Linked DNA regions of Homo sapiens: region 2 is linked to region 1. A link is a loop called in an ENCODE intact Hi-C map of the cell type or tissue named here. Cell type or tissue: mammary epithelial cell. All regions are shown on one strand.

The links. Peaks named below come from ENCODE experiments on the same cell type or tissue, not always from the same donor. Only the 100,000 strongest peaks of a DNase experiment are listed, where the experiment ranks them.
Region 2: a loop joins it to region 1, with 3 times the contacts of the local background. A loop is called at or near these places in 5 of 110 quality-filtered maps.

Annotation. Positions count from the first base shown.
Region 1 is chr3:33,714,935-33,719,934 of GRCh38, forward strand. It overlaps CLASP2 (cytoplasmic linker associated protein 2), which reads right to left and starts at 3,320. Exons shown (of 39, transcript NM_001365631.1): 1 at 2,874-3,320. The coding sequence starts at 3,068. RefSeq lists a silencer at 3,052-3,391 and an enhancer at 3,592-3,681. In mammary epithelial cell, a CTCF peak has its summit at 2,015; DNase peaks (open chromatin) are centred at 2,047, 2,987 and 3,317; H3K4me3 peaks cover 2,491 bases; H3K27ac peaks cover 2,627 bases.
Region 2 is chr3:33,370,343-33,375,342 of GRCh38, forward strand. It overlaps FBXL2 (F-box and leucine rich repeat protein 2), which reads left to right. Exons shown (of 15, transcript NM_012157.5): 6 at 2,750-2,818; 7 at 2,918-3,013; 8 at 3,236-3,362; 9 at 3,505-3,579; 10 at 4,946-5,000. Among named protein-coding and RNA genes, the nearest start is that of UBP1, 68 kb to the right of the region's middle. In mammary epithelial cell, a CTCF peak has its summit at 2,694 (motif pointing left); a DNase peak (open chromatin) is centred at 2,469; H3K27ac peaks cover 338 bases.

The sequences.
Region 1 (5,000 bases):
AATCCTATGATGTTATACCTGCCCAGTTACTGCCACCACATTTAGAATAAAATCCTATGACTTTACAGCTGCTTCCTCAACTTCGTCTTTCTTAACACCTCACTCATTTAAACTCTAGCCAGGCTGGCTTTATGTTCCTCAACAAAACTAGGGTCTCTGAATTTGCTGTTTCCTCTGCTTCAATCATTCTTGACTCTTATGTTTCTTCAGTGTCTGCACTCACATGTCACCTTTCTTGACCACCCAAAGTAGAGTCTCATAATCATTTCATACCATGTTGATTTACAAGCACATGCTATCTGAAATGATCTAATTTCTATACCTGTCTACCTCTTTCTAATGCAATGGCAGGGATCTCACTTTCCCATCTTCTGTTAAGTCACCTTCTCAATGAGGTCTTTAACGACCAACTATTTAAAATTCCAACATATGCATCTTGCCTAGTATTCCCTATTCCCTTCATTGTTTTTTTCTCCAAACCACTTATCACCATCTAACACACTATACATTTTATTTATCTTTCCTGCTTATTCCTCTCCTCCTACTAGAATCTAAGTCCACAAAGACAAGGATTTGTCTTTTTTTCACATTGTATCTGCAATGCCTAGAAGAGTAAGTTCCTGATAATAATAGGTCATCGATAAATATCCTAATGCAGCTGAATGAATGGGCCTTGTCTTGTTCAAAGCTGGATGGATCCTTAGCATCTTGAATACCCAGCATACAGGAGGCACTCAAATTTACTAACACAATGACTGTTAAGACACTCAGATTCTGAAGTACTACCAATTCAAAGAAAAACTGTATTTTGTTCAGTATAAACTGAAATTGAAGTATGATTCTATTTGTATGTTCAAAAGCTCCTATGACACACTTTTTAAAACAGTTAAGTATGTTTTATTGTATCTTAAGTAAAAAAAAAAAAAAAAAAAAAAAAAAAAGATTACCCAGTTGGGTAACTTAGCTTATAAAACTTAAAGCAACAGATTAATTAGAATGCCCTTTCCCTAGCAATGTCAGAAAAGTTTCTATGCTATAGAATTCAACAGAAAGGGAAGAACTAGTGATTTAGGAAAGAGAGCAGAATTGATGGATCAATGTCCTTGAGTAAGCAAGAAGGCATGGAATCTAATACTTTCGTGGAGGGAATTGCATAAATGAGGAAAACAGGCAATTTATCTATTCTAACAAGGAAAAAGGAAGATTATATGGTCACAGCTACAAGGAAGTGTATAGACAGGTGGTGGGAGACTATGGCAGTTCTCTTCTGACTGCTGAAATTGTCTTGGGCTACATTATCTAGTGAGGAGCATGGAGAAAATACGTAGTGAAAACAGAAAAGAACCCGGATGAGACCCCTGATGGATTCTAACTCTTAAAGAACAGTTAAAAACACAGCACCGAGTAGAAGTAGGGCTTAGAGGCATAACAGAAAACTAGCATACTGTGGTATCACAGAATATCAGCGTGATTGCTCAACTGTCATTCACTGAGGTACATCTGAGGAGTGAAATGGCCCAAAGCCAATTCACAACAGCCCGTGTAGAAGATGGCACACCAATCTTAACTTCGGAAGGGGTGCAAACATTACCAAAGCGCTGTCTTTCTACAACAGTCTATGCTGTAGCATAAAATCAACTATCTTGAGTGTGAATATGTATATGCCTTTCTTACAGAGTAAATTTAGCTTGTTTCTTCCAAAGAAATAATCTCCCAAATGGTAATGATATATTATTAAATTACCTTTTCCCCAAACGTTTTAAAAATAATAATCAAGAGATGGTATGTAATGAAGCATCGACGTGGGTAACTCTCAAACTTTATTGTCCTTGTAAAAAGTCTAACCTTTCCAAAACTCATCTGGGCTTTACCATTAAATCTGCGTCATAATTCTAGAGTTTGTCTTTCTTCTCTTTTTGAATAAAAGGTTTCAAAGTACAGCCTATTCGCTGGATCATGAGAATATGTTACTAAGAAGAATCACTTCATCCATGGGAAGCTGCAGTCAGCATTTTAAAGCAACACTGCCACCAGAAGACAAGAAAGAAAAGTAACTACTAACGACTACGGGGCAAGTTAAATACAAAATATTTACCTGGCCTCCCAACGCGGCTACATTACACCCTGCCTACCACCAACTCTTCAGAAAGGCTCATTCTTTCTCGCACCTCATCTTTGTAACTTTTTCCCCCCCAGCATTAGCCTATCTACTAAGACACATCAACCTAAAATCGTATCCTAATGTCCTATCTGTTGGTCTGGGTAGTGTTTACACAGGTGAACACAAATGTCGAAGTCTTTCACTGATTTTTTTTTCAAAATAAGTGATCAACATTGTGTCCTAGTAACTCCGCAACGTGTCACGGAATCGCTGAATTTGTCATTGTCCACAAGTGTAGAAAAATGTGGTCACAAGTCAGTCCTCGGCTCGCGTACGAAGAGGCGGTCTGCCCAGTGGGGACGCGGGACCCCCCTGTTTCCCCTATTTTTATTTATTTTTTACTTTTTTTGAGACAGAGTCTCACTCTGTCGCCCAGGCTGGAGTGCAGTGGCTCGATCTCGGCTCACTGCAACCTCTGCCTGCTAGATTCAAGCGATTCTCCTGCCTCAGCCTCCTGGGTAGCTGGGATTACAGGCGCCCGCCACCACGCCCGGCTAATTTTTGTATTTTTAGTAGAGACGGGGTTGCACCATGTTGGTCAGGCTGGTCTCGAACTCCTGACCTCGTGATCCGCCCGCCTGTGCTTCCCAAAGTGTGTTTCCCCTCTTAAGCAGTGGTTCGGACGGGAGCTTTCCCGGCCCGGCGCTCGCGTCCGGGATTAAAGGGCTGCCGCGGAGGGCGTGACCAGCCCAGCCTCGCCGCCGTCGCTTACCCGGTAGTTGCTCGAACCCACCCAGCCGGTGAGCGCGTCGACTGTCTTGCCTAGGCGGCCCAGGTCCTCCTCCAGGTCCGAGATGGCGCCGGGGGCGCCAAGGTAGAGCAGGAGCTCCTGGCCGACCTGCAGCCGGCCGCCGACGTCCTTCTGCTGCACCTGGGCGCAGAAGTACTCCATGCTGCGGGGCTCCATGGCTGCGGCCGCCCGCCCGCCTGCCAGTCTGTGAGCGGCCAACTTTCGCCGAGAGCCGCCCAGCCTCCAGTGCGGGTCCCCGCGGGAGCGGGCGGGACTCACTTAGCCCGCCAGGGGCGCGGCTTGCGGGGCGCAGCGGGCGGCGGGAGGAACGCCAAGCGCCCAGCCGCCCCCAAACTAGTCAAACTCGGCGCCCCCCGATCCCCAGCCCGCTTCAGAGGCCGCGGCCGCGGGCGACGTCAGCACGCGCGTGACGTCAGCACGACGCCGGCGAGGGCCCTCCAGTCCGGCTAGCGTTTTGCTGCGGAGGTGGTGGAGGTGGCTGCGGAAACCGCTGGGAGCGATAGGACCTCTAGGGAGACTTGGGGTCCGAGTTGGGCCGAGCCCCCTGGGAGGCGGGCCGTTCTTTGCTAGCCGCTGTCAGGGCACCCTGCCCTCGCCCTGTGAAATGTGGAACGTTTCCAAGTTTGCCTCCACTTGTATTCAACACTTAGGAAAGTACTTGGCATCCCCCTTTCCCGCCCCCACTGCCGGTTTAAAAAAAAAAAAAAAAAAGAATACACTCCTGACTTCTGCTTCCAGCCACCACCACAGTCACTGTGTAATACTTAAAAAAACAAAACAAAACAAAACTTAGGTTTGCCTAAAGTAAAACGCACAGATTTTCAGCGTACACTTCATGAGTTTCGGCAAATGTATTCACCCGTGGAACCGCCACCCCAGTGAGGGTACAGCACGTTTCCAACACCCCAGGAAGTCCCAGGACACTTCCCAATTATCTGCTCTTCCCTAGGCAATTCTAATTTGATTTCTAGCATGGTAACATAGTTTTCCCTGTTCCTGAACTTCATACAGTCTGTGCTTCTTTGGAGTCTGGTTTCTTTTAGCATAACGTTTGGGGTCCATCCAGCGCTGTTGGTGTCTCAGAAGTCCATTCCTTTTTATTGCTTTCCATTCTGTGGAATCACTACCATTTGTCGATCCATTCACTTGTTGGTAGATATTTGGGTTGTTTCCTATTTTTTATAATTATGAATAAAGCTGCTACAACGGTTAGTGCACAAGTTTTTGTGTGGATATATTTTCTTCTCTCATGGGTAAATAAATACCAAGGACTGGCATTACTAGGTCTTGTAAGTTGTATGTTTAACTTTAGAAGAACCTGCCAAATTGTTTACCAAAGTGACTGGATCATATTAAATCCCCACCAGCAATGCTTGAGAGTTCCAGTTGCTCCACAATATTTGATATGGTCAGGGTTATTAGTTTTAGCCATTCTGGTGGGGGTAAAGTTGTCTAATACATTCCAAAAGCACACTGTGTTTATCTTCTTGACAATTATTCCCAATCACAACAAAATGATTATTTATGTAATATCTTTCTCTTCTAATACACAGAAAGCTCCAGGAACCTTTGTGTTTTCCTAGGGTGGTGCCTAGCAAATAATGGGTGGCCAATTTAAGTTAAATGAGTGAATGAATTCAACAAAAATTGATATTTGAAATATTCACAATAACTAAGAATAAACAAACTCAAAATTCAAAGAAATTGACTGTTTTCTGTGTTCTTTTTTCAGTATTTCTGTGTTTCACATTGTATTGAGTTTGTAAAGTTTCTTCCATCTTTAATTGGTTGTAATTTCCCTCAGACTATGCCTCAATCAAGTAAACTATGTGTGATGGTTAATTTTATGTGTCAACTTGACTGGGGCAAGAGATGCCCAAATAGCTGGCAAAACATTATTTCTGAGTGTGTCTGTGAGAGAGTTTATGGAAGAGATTATCATTTGAATTGGTGAGCTGAGTAAAGCAGATGGCCCTTCCCAATGTCAGTGGACATCATCCAATTCGTTGAGGCCTGAACAGAACACAAGTGTGGAGAAAGGCCAAATTCACTCTCTCTGCTCGATCGGAAACATCCATCTTTTCCTGC
Region 2 (5,000 bases), 340 kb before region 1:
GGGAGGCGGAGCTTGCAGTGAGCCGAGATTGCACCACTGCACTCCAGCCTGGGTGACAGAGCGAGACTCCGTCTCAAAAAAAAAAAAAAATTGCTGAGTCTAGAATTCTGTAGTGACTATTTTTTGTTTTTTGTATTTTAAGGATGGTGCTCCTCTGTTTTCTTGCTTTTTCATTACCAGTGATAAATCTGCTGTCACCCTTATGTTTTATTCTCTGTACATAACATGGCTTTGTTTTCTGGCTGTTTTTAGGGTTTTCCTATCACTGGTTTCTCTCTCTCTCTCTTCCTCTCTCTGGAGTCTCACTCTGTCACCCAGGGTGGAGTGCAGTGGCACCACCTTGGCTCACTGTAACCTCCACCTCCTGAGCTCAAGTGATCCTCCCACCTCAGCCTCCCAAGTGGCTGGGACTACAGGCACACACTACCACGCATGGCTAATCTGTCACTGGTTTTGATCAATTTGGTTATTATATGCCTTGGTGTGTTTTTCTTCATGTTTCTTGCACTTGTGGTTCTTTGAGTTCCTTGGGTCTATGGGTTTATTGTTTTCATAAAGTTTGGGGAAAATTTTGGCAATTATTTCTTCAGTATTTTTTCCTTCTTCCTCTGTCTCTCTTATTTAGTGATTCCAATCGCATGTATATTAGGTTGCTTGAAGTTGTCCTACAGTTCGTTCATGCTCTGTTCTATTTCTGTTTCTGTGTTTCGTTTTTGATAGTTGCTATTGCTATGTCTTCAAGTTCACTAATCTTTTCTTCTGCCATATCTAATCTGTTGTTAATCTCATCCAGTAAAGTTTTATATCAGCCATTGTGGTTTTCATTTTTTTTTTTTTTTTGAGATGGAGTCTCGCTCTGTGGCCCAGGCTAGAGTGTAGTGGTGTGATCAAGGGTCACTGCAACCTCCACCTCCCGGGTTCAAGTGATTCTCCTGCCTCAGCCTCCCAAGCAGCTGGAACTACAGGCATGTGCCACCATACCAGCTAATTTTTTTTTTTTTTTTTTTTAGTAGAGACAGGGTTTCACCATGTTGGCCAGGCTGATCTTGAACTTCTGACCTCAAGTGATCTGCTTGCCTCAGCTTCCCAAAGTGCTGGGATTACAGGTGTGAGCCACTGCATCTGGCCGGTTTTCATATCTAAAAGTTTAACTTGGATCTCTTATTTTTCCATGTGTCTACATAACATGTTTAATTGTTAGCTTCATAGAAATATATTCTAGGCAATAACATTATAACTTTTAATACCTTTGTTGTTTATGCTATTTGTGTCAGTTTAGAGTAGGTTTTGGTGGATTACCTTTTCTCTTTATTGTGGATATATTTTCCTCCTTCTATGAAAACATGATAATTTTTTGTTCAATGCCAGACATTTTGAATTTTACTTTGTTGGGTGCAGATATTTTTGTATTCCTATAAATACTCAGGTTTTGTTCTGGGATACAGTTGACTTAATTGGGAATAGTTCCTGTTAGGTCTTGTTTTTAAGATTTGTTAGGTTGTACCAAAGCAGTGTTTAGGGCTAATTATGCGCCACTCCTAAAGGAAGACTATTCTCAATACTCTACCCAATGCCCCAAGAATTGTGGCATTTTTCACTCTTGGTTGGTAGAAATGGGCACTATTCCTTGCCCTCGGTGAGCTCTGGCTACTGTTTCCTTTAATGCTTTTTGTTCATTCTGATTCCCTGGCCTTGGGCTTTGGGTAGTTTCATCACATGCATACATTGATCAGTGTGGTACTGAATTCTTTTTGTTGTTGTTGTTGTTTTGGAGATAGAGTCTCACTGTGTTGCCTAGGCTGGTCTCAAACTCTTGGGCTCAAGGGATCCTCCTGCTTTGGTCTCCCAAAGTGCTGGGATTACAGGCATGAGCCACCATGCCTGGCCTGTACTTAATTCTTGAGGGGCACCCTCCACAGATCTCTGGAGTTCTCTTTGTGACGTTCTCTCTACTCCAATGCTCTTGCCAGATAACTCCAGCTGCCTTGGTCTTCCTAGAATTTCAGCCCCATTTCTTCATCTCAGACAGTCCCATCAGGCTTGGTTCCCCCTACCGGTACCAGGGCAGGTTGGAAGGAGCAAATCTCAAAGCTGTATTTCAGAATGATGGAGACGACCTGAGCTAGTCCTTGCTGAATATGTTAAGCAGTGAGTGGTGAATAGGGCGTTTTAATGTGCTGCTTCTGGCCTTGCTACCAACCCACAGATCAATGAGGAAGTTCCTCTTCATGACTGAATGTCCTCACCAGTAAAATGAGTGGGTCTTGATACTGATTAACTGCTAGACGTCTTCTATCAATCGCCAGAAATGGTTTCTCTGGAAAGGCTCTAGGGTAAGCAAGTGACAGCATGGCACAGTACTAGAAGATTTGCCCCCTTGGTTCAAATTGATTTTTTTGTAGAGCGGAGGGAGCAGGGAGCTAGGCCTCTATTCTCATGATTCGGTGATGACTCACCAAGCTGTGGGTAAAGGAGAACTGATTGATAGGTAGTCTAGGACTCTGCTTCTCAAAACGTGGTCCCTAGACTAGCAGCACTGGCATCACCTGGGAGTTTCTTTGAACTGCAGACTGTCGAGCCCCATTCTAGATCTATCATCAGAATCTGCACTGTGACAAGAACCCTAGCTGATTGTTACGCGCTTTAATTAAGTTTGAGGGAGCGCTGTTCTAAGCGTGAATGGTTTCATATGCCCTCTAGTGGCTGTCCAGCAACTTGCAGGGAGCTTTAAAATGTTTTCTCATTTTAGGACCTTTGCACAGAACTGCCGAAACATTGAACATTTGAACCTCAATGGATGCACAAAAATCACTGACAGGTAAGTAATGAAGATTAATTGGTGACCAAATAGCCACGGGGAGAGAGAAGGGAGAGAAACGTGGTTGAAAATATCTTTAGTGCGTCTGCTCTTTTTCAGCACGTGTTATAGCCTTAGCAGATTCTGTTCCAAGCTGAAACATCTGGATCTGACCTCCTGTGTGTCTATTACAAACAGCTCCTTGAAGGGGATCAGGTAAGAGTGCCCATTGTTTGTGTCAAGAGAAATACCCAAAGCTATGAACATTCTGGAAACCTTCTTAATGGTCACGTTGGATCCAGCAAGAAATAGGTGACTCCAAGAGGTCCCAGGCATGGTCTCCCCTTCGGAATTTCTTGTGATGTACTAAACTCAGAGTTGGTCATTAACTCTCTACAGGAGAGACTGCACATAAGTTTTTGTTTCTTGTTCTCTCAGTGAGGGCTGCCGAAACCTGGAGTACCTGAACCTCTCTTGGTGTGATCAGATCACGAAGGATGGCATCGAGGCACTGGTGCGAGGTTGTCGAGGCCTGAAAGCCCTGCTCCTGAGGGGCTGCACACAGGTACCAGAGGGTTGATACAGCTGTTTGTGTTATGTGTCAGGTGTGGGCACATCATCCAGAAAGCTGCTTTTGCATTTTTCTTGGTGTCCCACTGTTCCCTCACCTGGATTCCAGCTGTCTTTTGTTTTCTCTGTCCACTCAGTTAGAAGATGAAGCTCTGAAACACATTCAGAATTACTGCCATGAGCTTGTGAGCCTCAACTTGCAGTCCTGCTCAGTAAGTAGCGTGCCTTTCCTGAACACTGTTTGCTCTATCTTGTCTCCCAAAGCAGTCTGCCTCAGGCCTCCCTGCAGCCCCCTAGGCACCTGAGATGGGCTGTGTTGCCACACCCTGATTTCCATCCTGTGTCCTTATATAACCTACCAATTTGTCACAAGCTGGAACAACAACAACAACAAAAAGGAATCATACTCAATATAAAGCCACTGACATCTCCCCTAAAAATAATACAGACTAGGTCTTGATTTTGTTGAATAGAGTATTAGGGACGCTATTGAGGAATGCAGTGAATTGGTCACTAAATAGTTTTAAGACATGAAGTGTCTTTTTTTTTAACTTATAAATTAAGGATGATGACTCCTCTCACGTTGTTTCAGTGGATAAAATGAAATAACACATGCAAAAATGCTTTAAAGAATAAAACGCATAGGCAAGAGCAAGGTGGCATTTTCATCAGGACATTAGCCTATGAAAAACTATTGGTCCTTCTCCACTGCCATTGTAAATGTTGATAATTGAAGAGGATGCTTGCTACATCCTACCAGGTTTTCAAGGGGAACATAGATTTTGAGAAAGGTAAGGGAAAACCCTTGCATTCAGCTTTAAATGAATATATTATAAATCTTTAGAGTCCCTAGTGGTGGGGAAAAAAACCAGAAACTATCTTATGGACAAACGTTGACCATATGGGCCAGGACTACTCAAAAATAGGACCTTGACTTACGTGTAGCATAGCAGTGGCTGATGGCTTGAAGTATAATATAGATGTGCGTGTTTATTTCTATATGAAGTAGTCTGTTTAAGTGAACATATTATTTTGAATCTTCATGGCCAAATTCATAGAATTTAAGGTATTTATCAATAATTTTGTGATTTATTTAATTTTCCTATTGTCTAAAACATTTGATGAAATATAAATATATGTGTATATTGTAAATATCTAAAGCATTAATCTGCAGAAATCCAATCAAATATTAATGTCAGTTAAACTAGGAAAGCCTCAAAAGTTCTTTAATCAGATTTTTAAATTATGAGTTTATAAATTTTATGAAAAAATCTATATTTTGATGACTAGTGAGGGAGAAATGGAATTTTAAACTTTTATTCTCCATTTATATTATTTAAAATTTTTACTTTATTTTTTCCTGGATGCATGTATCTTATCTAAATTGCTGAAATATTTTAAAGCTGTGCAGAGATAACACAAGTACCTGTCTACCCTCTACTTATTTTGTTGAAGTTATTTGGATAAAATGCTAGTAATCAGCAACCAAAACTGAACAACAGCAGATACTTTTCTGCTGCTCCCGTTTTGGTATTGCTGGTGTCCTCTGACTTTTCTTTCTGTGCTGCTTTTCCTCAGCGTATCACGGATGAAGGTGTGGTGCAGATATGCAGGGGCTGTCACCGGCTACAGG